Linked DNA regions of Homo sapiens: region 2 is linked to region 1. A link is a loop called in an ENCODE intact Hi-C map of the cell type or tissue named here. Cell type or tissue: PC-3. All regions are shown on one strand.

Region 1 (5,000 bases):
AATGCCTAGATATGATGTTGCCACTTACATTTCTTTGGAGGTCTATAAATACAATGAGATGGGAATGAGAGAGAGCAGATGGGGAAGATGTGATTTTAATTTGCATCATTTCATACCCAGACCTCAATCCTGACCCTGTGTTAAACAATGACTCATTTCTCTGCAAATTGCTAAATGTTTTAAAGAATATAAAAACTTTTTATAAATGGAATGCAAGTTTGTCTGCAAAATCCTAGGCTGCCTTATTAATGTGTGCAGTTCATAAGTTTACTCAAAAGTTGGGGTGACTTTTCAATAGGAGAGGAATCACTAATGAGGCCATTTCCTTCACCACGGGTGTAGACCAAGAGTGTCAGGACATGTGACGTTTGTCTGCCTTTGGTTAACAGATCTGGATTTTGTCTGGAAACTCAAGTATAAGACCTAGCACCACTTGCCAAGGACCTCTGCTTTGCTTTGGTAGGCCAAGGTAAGCTACCGTATGCACGGTCCTGGGAAATTTACCTTGTTCCCTTTTTAGTTATAACATAATGACTTTATTTCTCATAATATCAGCATTGCCATGCATAACCGAGGGCATACAAGAAAAAAAGAAAAGAGAGAGGGAGACGGAATATATTGCAGCTGCACACACACACACATACACACACACACACACACACACACACCTTGGCTCAGCTTTACTGATGAGATCTTGACTTAGAAATGAAACAATCTTGTAATTCATGCAATTTATGAAACAGACCAAAAAGCATCACTAAATAAGTAGTTGTCACAGAAACATAACAAATCCTTAAGTTACCCAGCCACAGCCTATGTGGCTACACAGCCTATACAAACAACCAAGATTTTTCTCCAAAAAAACAGTAGAATATTCAAGCTGGTAGCAACTCAAACCATATTGTAGTGCAACTCCTTTGTGTTACATTTTGAGGTTTTCAACTTGATTTTACAACGTTTTCTTATCATTTACTAGTTGTTTCCTAATGACTATTTCTCAGCTTGCTTTTCCAGCCAGGTTACAAATTCCTTGAGCACAGAGCCTGTGTCACCTCCTCACGCCCACAAGCCTGGCTCATTGCCTTGCACATGAGAGATGCTCGTGCAGAGGATGGTGTTGGTGCTGCACACGCACCTTTCAGTACAATCCCTGACAAGAAAATACTGCAACTGCATTCATTCTGGGTTGTCTGATGACCCTTAAGGATGAATGAGGCAAGCTTGAATTATAATAACATATATGCTGGCAAAATGAACTGGCACCAGGCAAAAAATGAGTTAGCTGCCTTGTTTTTCAAGAATGTTGTTTTGATTTGTGGCTTGTCCAGGTCCCTGGCTTTTCTCACCTTGGGAAGAAGTGAGAACAGAGAAATGCAGACTTCTCAATCTGGGTGTTAAAGCCAGTTTCTTGTAGCAGTCTGGTCAAGCACAGTTTGACCACTGGCATGAACTACTCAAAGCCCCCAAGAGCCTCTTCTCTCAGAGTGTTGTCTTTACCCATGTTTTTAAAATAGTGATTACAAATGGAAATTTTGTTCACTGGCGATTTAAAGAACTGTGAGCTGTTAACTTTTTAAAATAGTTTTTATTGAGGTATAAATAAAATAATCCAGCTTTAGAGCATTTCTGTCACCTCAAAATGTATCCTCACGCCTGTGTGTAGTAAATCCTGGCTCCCACCCCCAGCCCTGGGCAAACGCTGACCTGTTTCTGTCTCTACAAATTGCCTTTCCTGAACACTTCATGTAAGTGGAATCATACATACGATATGCTGTTTTGTATATCTGGCCTCCTTCACGTAGCACAATGTTTTTGACCTTCACCTCTGTTGTAGTCTGAATCCGTAGTTTTTTCATTTCAATTGTTGAATATTATTCTGCTGTATGGATTTACCATATTTTGTTGGTCAATTCTCCAGCTGATGGATATTTGGAAAGTTTCCAGTTTGGTCTATGATGAATCATCCTCCCATGAACATTCACATCTGTGTCTTTATGTTGTACAGGTGTTTTTTTTCTCTTGTAAAAATTCCTGGGAGTGGAATTGCTGGGTCATACAATAAGTTTGTTTAACTTTTTAAGAAACCACCAGGCCGGGTGCAGTGGGTCACGCCTGTAATCCTAGCACTTTGGGAGGCCGAGGCAGGCAGATCACGAGGTCAGGAGTTCAAGACCAGCCTGGCCAATATGGTGAAACCCCGTCTCTGCTAAAAATACAAAAAGCCAGGTGTGGTGGTGCACACCTGTAGTCCCAGCTGCTTGGGAGACTGAGGCAGAAGAATCACTTGAACCCAGGAGGCGGAGGTTACAGTGAGCCGAGATCTTGCCATTGCACTCCAGCCTGGGTGACAGAGCAAAACTCTGTCTCAAAAAAAAAAAAAAAGAAAAAAAGACAAAAAAAATAAGAAACCACCAAACTGTTTTTCAAAGAAGCTGTATCATTTTACATTCCTACCAGCAATGCACAAAGCATCCAATTCCTCCACATCCTCATCAACATGTGGTATTGTCTGTCTTTTTGATTATAGCCATTCTACTGGGTGTAGAATGGCATCTCATCGTGGTTTTTGTTTGCATTATCCTAATGACTGATGATATTGAACATATTTTCATGCTTTTACTTCCATTCCTATATCTTTTTTGATGAAATGTCTGTTCATATCTCTTGCCCACTTAAAAAAGGTTTTTTTTAAATTATTGAGTTGTAAGAGTTCTTTATATATTCTGAATACAAGTTCTGTATCAGATTATGATTTGAAAATGTTTTCTCTCAGTCTATGGTCCATCCTTTCATTTTCTTAATGGTGTCCTTTGAAGCACAAAAGTCTTTTAACTTTGATAAGGTCCAATTTATTATTTCTTTTATGCATCATGCTTTTGATACTGTTTCTATATTATGTCAAAATAAGAAATTTTATATAAATACAATATTTAATATTATAATATGTATAATATATAATTTTATATGAATATATTTACTATTAAATATACTATGAGGAAAATTAATACCTAAGCTACCTCAATTATTCCTCCTGACATACTTTGTATTTTGTTTTTGTTTTTTGAGACAGGGTCTGGCTCTGTTACCCAGGCTGGATTGCAGTGGTGCAATCTCGGCTCCTGTAACCTTCACCTCCTGTAACCTTCACCTCCTGGGCTCAACCCATCCTCTGGCCTCAGCCTCCTGAGGAACTGGGACTTACAGGTGTGCCACCACACACAGCAATTTTTTTTTTTTTTGTATTTTTGGTAGAGATGGGGTTTCATCATGTTGGTCAGGCTGGTCTCTAACTCCTGGGCTCAAGTGATCTGCCCATCTCAGCCTCCCAAAGTGCTGGGATTATAGGCGTGAGCCACCGCACCAAGCCCTACTTTGTATTTTGAATAGAAGCAACAGCAGTGATGGGATTCGTACTCCAAACCTCAGCGTCACACAACATTCCCATGCAGCAAATCTGCACATGTATCCTCTGTATCTAAAATAAAAGTTGAAATGTTTTTAAAAAGAAGCAATGGTAGCACTCTGTTTTAAACTAATGTTAATGTTCTCAAAGCCACAGTGGAAGAAATCCACTACATATCACCTAGAACTGGAGATCTAATCTGACAGGTGGGCCACAGTACTAATAATGTGAGCACAATTCCTATACAAAATTTTATTAAACTGTATTAGTTGAGCAGACAAAACTACACAGACACTCTTCTCTCTGCCTTGTTCCTTCTTGTACTCTGTTTCCTGTTTGTGTTTTTGTCATTTTCCTTTATGTGTGTATGTGTGATTTTCTTTCCTGCCTTTGCTGGAGCTGTCACCATGTGGATGGGAGACCCTCAAATCCCCAGACAACTGGTTTCCCAAAGGGTTGCTGGATTTGTTGCTTTTTCATTGTTCTGACAAGAGCTATGTGCCTGCCTTTGTTGAGTGGTAAATACGTGTTGGAAGCAAAAGCATCACTAATATAATGCTTTATGCTACTGAGGCAACTTTCTCATTAGTGCCTAGCATACTGAGCAAAGAAGCTGGGTTCCAGAAATAAATAGAAGTGAGCTGTTGACAGCATGAGCAGAGTCCCCTTTTTACATGGCAAGAAAGAGAGAGAGAAAGATCTTAATTCTGAATACCAAATTAAAAAGCCTTTAAAAGAGGCATCTGGAAGGATTTACTCCTCCTTCTGAATCAGCCATCAGTGGGCAGCAAGAACTGAGAAATGATGCTGTCATGTATATGAGAGGGTGATAGGAAAAGGGGGAGAGTTAGAGTCTAGTGAGGCTGAGGGTTGCAGGAGAGCATGCAGAGCCAGCAAGAGCGGATGGCTGAAGGTACTGTGGCCCTTCCTATCTGTGGGTTCCCAGACAGGGATCAAAAATATATATTAAATAAATAAATGACAACAATTTTAAAAATACAAATTTTGAAAAGAAAATATAACAACTATTTACATAAGATTTACTTTGCATTAGGTATTATAAGTAATCTAGAGATTATTTAAAGTCGTTGGAGGATGTGCATAGATTATATGCAAATTTTAAGTCAGTTTCCATCAGGGACTTGAGCATCTGCAGATTTTGGTATTGGTGGTTGGGAGGCAGGGGTGGTCTCCAGAACCAATACCCCACCTCGTGAGTATTGAGAACAACTGTATACATGCCATTAATCATGCTGAGTGCAGTGATGTGGGTGGCGGAATGGAGGCATTGACCTGAAACAGGAACACCTCATTCTCTGAGATGAAGGGATAAGAGGGAAGCAAGGGTGTGGCTACAGATAAACTAGTTATTTGGATGGAGTAAAATATAGAAAGAAATCACACTTGATGGGACCAACGTTACTTGCTGAAGTAGGAGATGAGGTCAGCTGAAGAGTTCAAAAGGGTGAATTAGAATGGTGAAGTTTTGGAATTATCAGTGAAGGAGAGAAAAGAGAAACCAAGGATAAGTTAAAAGACCCATAAATAAGCACAGCTGGGATTAGGCACAGAATGAGATGGCTATGAGGTTTTCTCC
Region 2 (5,000 bases), 81 kb after region 1:
CACTGTACTCCAACCTGGGTAACAGAGGGAGACCTCATCTCAAAAAGAAGGAAAAATAAAATAAAATCCAATGCAGGAGAAAGAAAAATTCAATGCAGGAGAACTATTGTGGAAACAGGAAAGCTAGTCATCACTTTCTGAAAGGACCTACTTAGTTTATTATAAGCAATCAGGGATACTTACTTTCTTCAACCTGTTTGGGGTATTTATCCTCAGGAAATGATGGTAAAGAAAATGAAAACTTTCTTTAAAATTGTTTACAGTAGAGCTATTTATAATAGTAAAAACTACAAGCAATTTACATACCCAATAGTTCAGTGAAATATAATGCTTTATATTTGAAATGATATATTTCATATGTAATCATTTCAAGTGATTATATTTACCTCCAGTTTAATGTTAATGAATCAACAATAGATATTAAATAAGATGTCTTTTAAACAGAAGCACACAGAAAACAAGGTTATATGTTGATTGGTTGACCAAAATGTTTAACAGAGGCTCCAAGCAACCTAACCCCATATTTTTGCTAGATGCAATGCTCTGTGTTTTTGGCAATTTATAGAACATAACTACCATGAATAACAAGAATTGATTATATTTAATATGTGGTTTGAGCAAGGGCGTGGACTTATGTGCTCACAGCTGCTCAAATATTATTGGTGATGTTCAAAATCTTGGGCAAGGCAGAAAGAAATCTGTTTTTGGGTTATTGTATTATTTTAAAAAAATACTTTCCCTATGGCAGTGAACACACACAGTTCCAGACCTCTACGATTTCCAGTCTTTTCTGGAGTTTTTCAATTCTCTTTTTTTCCTCTAAGATCAAGAAGAATATCATTATTTGAGTAGCATAGACCTGCACGATAAATCCTTAGAAGATGGCAGGGACTTTCACAGATGTACTCAATATTTTCCCTTGTGTCCCTGCAAGGTCAGAAAATGAAAACCACCACCAACTCTATGGTTTGGGAAGAACTCAGACAGTGACAGGGTAGCTGTGACCCAAATCCTAATCAAATAACCTTTGCTGCAAATAACAAGGACTCCAACCTCAGAGAATTTTGTTCTGTTCCCAAGCTGTATCCACCATGGGCATTCTTATAAAAGCAGTAGTCAGCAGCTTTGGTGAACTTTACCATAGAAGGAATTTCTCAAAAGGCATGCAATGCTCAGAGAATCTCAGGAGAGCTAGAGAATCTTCAGACATGCAGGATGGGTAGACAGAATAACACTCAAATCACACCACAGAGCTGATCCTAAGAAGGTACCTCGCCTGCCTCTATTGGATGCAAACACCACAGCTCACACAGCCGACACCTGACCCTGGGTGCTCAAAAACTGCCACTGGAATTGCTGCCACAGCTGTCTCTGAAAGCCCAGAGTAGCTGCCATCACACCCACATGTACCATCACTGATTCTCCACATTACCAGCTTCCAGTTCAGGGTCTGGCAGGAGCCTGAGTGTGTACCTGTACCGTAGCTGCAAGGGAGCCTGGGAAATGAATTTTAGCCTCTGCCTCAGAACCTAGGAAGAGAGAGAAAGGAGGGGCAAAGAATAGTAAAAGTGCCTTACCATCTTGCATAGGATGTGTTAGAATTCTTTACAGAGAGGGATTCACTTGGGGTTACTCAGAGCACCATACGGAGATGTTGTTGGGATGAACTGCCCTGGCCCACCCACTCCCAGCTAAGGCAGCTGCAGCATGATCTGTGCAGGGGCCTGGGCTTCACAGACTGATGTAACTGCTCTGTATATATACCCCTTTCACTCTAGTGTTGAGAAAGAGGGAAACTAGATGCAATGATTAAAAATATTTTAATACCAAACTTCAAGCTTTTTGACTCACTCATGCTCCAAAAACAAGCGCAACATCAAGACTAAAGGTGTTTGTGTCCACACCCATTGTGAGATTCAAGTTGAGTTTTCGGTGTCATATTTGTGTCTTAGCAAGTTGTCGATCAGCTTCATTTCTTTAAAAAATTATTCTTCGGAAAGCACTTTGTGCCCATTGATATATGAGACATCTTCAAACAGTCGCTACGTCTGCCTGATTGCCCAGTCAGCTGGGGACACACAGGACATTACGGTTTGGATATGTAGGTTCTGACAGATCTTGACAGATAAATGTAAATGGAAATATATCTACACTTAAAAATATTTTTTCTTTTGCCATTGTATTGAATATTTTTTAGTGTCAGTTTCTTGTTATGTGAGTGTGAGGAATTGTGGGAGATGGAGGAGTTTATATTCTCTGCAACTTCTGACTTGGTTGGCTCGCTGCATCCATGCTCCTGAATCACCCCATCACTCAGGGATTGGAAATAGTTTGTCCCAAATAACTATTTACCTTTCACTGTGGCTCCAATCTTGAGAAAAGTCTATTCTTGCTTCCTAGACACTTAAGATTCAATAATATTTGAAAGAATTATTTGTGGAAGTATATTTGTTTTACGTTTTTATTGTGAGATAGCTGTGGTTTTCAATCTTTAAGGGGGTTTATATTTTCTGTTTACCATATAAACGAAAACTACAGTAGATAAGTATCTTGAAAATAAAAATGATCATCTGTGTTAAAATTGCAATAAAATTTTCATCCTAAATACCTCACTACATGGTTTGGCTGAGCTTTTCTGACCATACCTTTAGATTAACAGTGAAAAAATAAAAATAAATTTAGGCACCTTAGATCCACCTTAGTTACCTTTACTCTTTCAGTCTGAATGACAAGACAAGTTCCAAAAGAGCAGAAGCTGAATTTGCCATAGAAGTCAACCATGGCAACAGAGGGGATATTCTTTGGCAGGGTGATATGGTTTGGCTGTGTCCCCACCCAAATCTCATCTTGAGTTGTAGTTCCCATAATCCCCACGTGTTGTGGGAGGGACCAGGTGGAAATAATTGAATCATCGGGGAAGTTTCCCCCATCCTGTTGTTATGATAGCTAGTGAGTTCTCACAAGATCTGATGGTTTTATAAGGGGCTTTCCCCAATTTTACTCGGCACTTTTCCTTGCTGCTGCCATGTGAAGAAGGATGTGTTTGCTTCCACTTATGCCGTTATTGTAAATTTCCTGAGGCCTCCCCAGCCGTGCAGAACTGTGAGTCATTTCCTTTATAAATTACTCAGTCTTGGGTATGTCTTTATTAGCAGCATGAGAACAGACTAATACACAGGGTACCCTTCGGTACAACAGAGAACTGAAACAGATAGCATTTTCCTTCTTCACCCTTCTCAGCTAATAAACTCAGGGGACTATTGCTATCACTTTATTGCACAGAAGTTGCTAGAATCTGGGCTTCCCAAATGAGGCAAGAATTTTTACTCTCTGCCTTTCCTACCACCTGACCCTCAGGGGCCCTGCCCCTTTCCTCCTGCCTCCTTCTTTATTTAACTATTTCATATTAAGCTTTGTTTTTTTAAAAAACCTACTAGGAATGAAGACATTGTGATACATTTTATGTACCATACTTACTGATATATAATGAGCCTATTCTCTTTTTTTGTTTAAAATTAGTATTCTGTAAATGTAAATTTATTCCTGAAGCATGATTTGGTTTAATCAATTTACTGAGTTTTTACTTTTACAGAGTGGTAAAACTGGATTAGAATGCCATTATATCTTAGTGAAGAATAAGAATTTTTTAACCTTGCATTGGCATCTCTAGAACAATAATTCCCAACACTTTGAATTGGAAAAGATTTCTTTTTAAAAGCATTTTATAAATCTCAATACATTATAGGATAAGAGATGTACTTTTAATATCCATTGGTTGAGAAAGCTATTAATTGTACAGTATTTTTAAATGAATTTGCAATTGATCTGTCACACTGGCATCTCCCTATAATCACGAAAATAGAACATATGTGTGTAGAATATATTTTGCATGCAGCCTGCTGGAGAATCTCTTTTTTTTTTTTTTTTGAGACGGAGTCTTGCTCTTTCGCCCAGGCTGGAGTGCAGTGGCGCAATCTCGGCTTACTACAAGCTCCGCCTCCAGAGTTCACGCCATTCTCCTGCCTCAGCCTCCCGAGTAGCTGGGACTACAGGTGCCCGCCACCACACCCGGCTAATTTTTTGTATTTTTAGTAGAGACGGGGTTTCACCGTGTTAGCCAGGATGGTCTCGATCTCCTGACCTCGTGATCCGCCTGCCTTGGCCTCCCAAAGTGCTGGGATTACAGGCATGAGCCACCGTGCCCGGCCGCTGGAGAATCTTTTACAGGGACTCCGTGACTTTATCACTAAGCCACGCTGGCAGCACAGGCATGACGGCTCCTGGATTTTATTCAGGCTGACAGCCACTGCCAAGTCTCCTTGGACCGAGCTAGCAATGAATTGATGGTGCTATGGGAGAAATTGGTTCCTTCCAGACATGCTGGCCATGCTCCTCTGACCTGTCATTGATTTGTGAAGTGCTGATTCATTCAGACATTTTTTAGTTATATAAAAATACATGTACAAACCATTTTAAACAGAAAATAAATCATCCTACAACTATTTGAACAGATATTTATGGCTGGATTCAAAAGCATTGAAATTAAGGGTCTTAAGTAGAAGTATAACAACGGTAATAGCAGAAGAATTTCTGCAGTGAGAATTCATTTCCCTCTCTGCATTTGGTGTTCAGCAAAACTAAACCTGTATTGAAAAGGAGTCCATTCCTCTTTCATCAGAGATTGCCTTTAGCAAGGAAACAATGGACAGCTTTTCCCAGTGTTCTCTCCTTTTCTCATTGTCAGGGTGTTCTTCTGTGACATTTAATTTGAACCACTGCCTGTCTCAATAATGTAACAATTTGATTGGGTCAGATAGAAAAGGTAGAAGTCTTTTTTAAACCAAAGGATTTTCATTTGAAGGTTTGATAACCAAATTTGATTTCTGGATCCTATGATCCCGGTGATGTCCCTTGGATTCAGTCCCCCTCTCCTCATCATTAGTGGTATCCTCCTGAGGAGAGAACAGAATACCCTACACTAACTTTAGTTGCTGGTCTTT

The links. Hi-C counts contacts between places; a loop is a spot of excess contacts. Peaks named below come from ENCODE experiments on the same cell type or tissue, not always from the same donor. Only the 100,000 strongest peaks of a DNase experiment are listed, where the experiment ranks them.
Region 2: it touches region 1 in a loop (7-fold over the local background); 1 of 110 quality-filtered maps calls a loop at or near these places.

Annotation. Positions count from the first base shown.
Region 1 is chr14:51,821,915-51,826,914 of GRCh38, forward strand. It overlaps LOC101927598 (a long non-coding RNA gene), which reads left to right. Exons shown (of 8, transcript XR_002957605.2): 7 at 390-469; 8 at 3,071-3,105. It also overlaps a transcript of GNG2 not described here. Among named protein-coding and RNA genes, the nearest start is that of GNG2, 36 kb to the right of the region's middle. In PC-3, no CTCF peak of the experiment used is centred here; a DNase peak (open chromatin) is centred at 1,987.
Region 2 is chr14:51,902,847-51,907,846 of GRCh38, forward strand. The region is part of intron 2 of GNG2 (G protein subunit gamma 2); the gene reads left to right. Among named protein-coding and RNA genes, the nearest start is that of GNG2, 45 kb to the left of the region's middle. In PC-3, no CTCF peak of the experiment used is centred here; a DNase peak (open chromatin) is centred at 3,085; H3K27ac peaks cover 1,664 bases.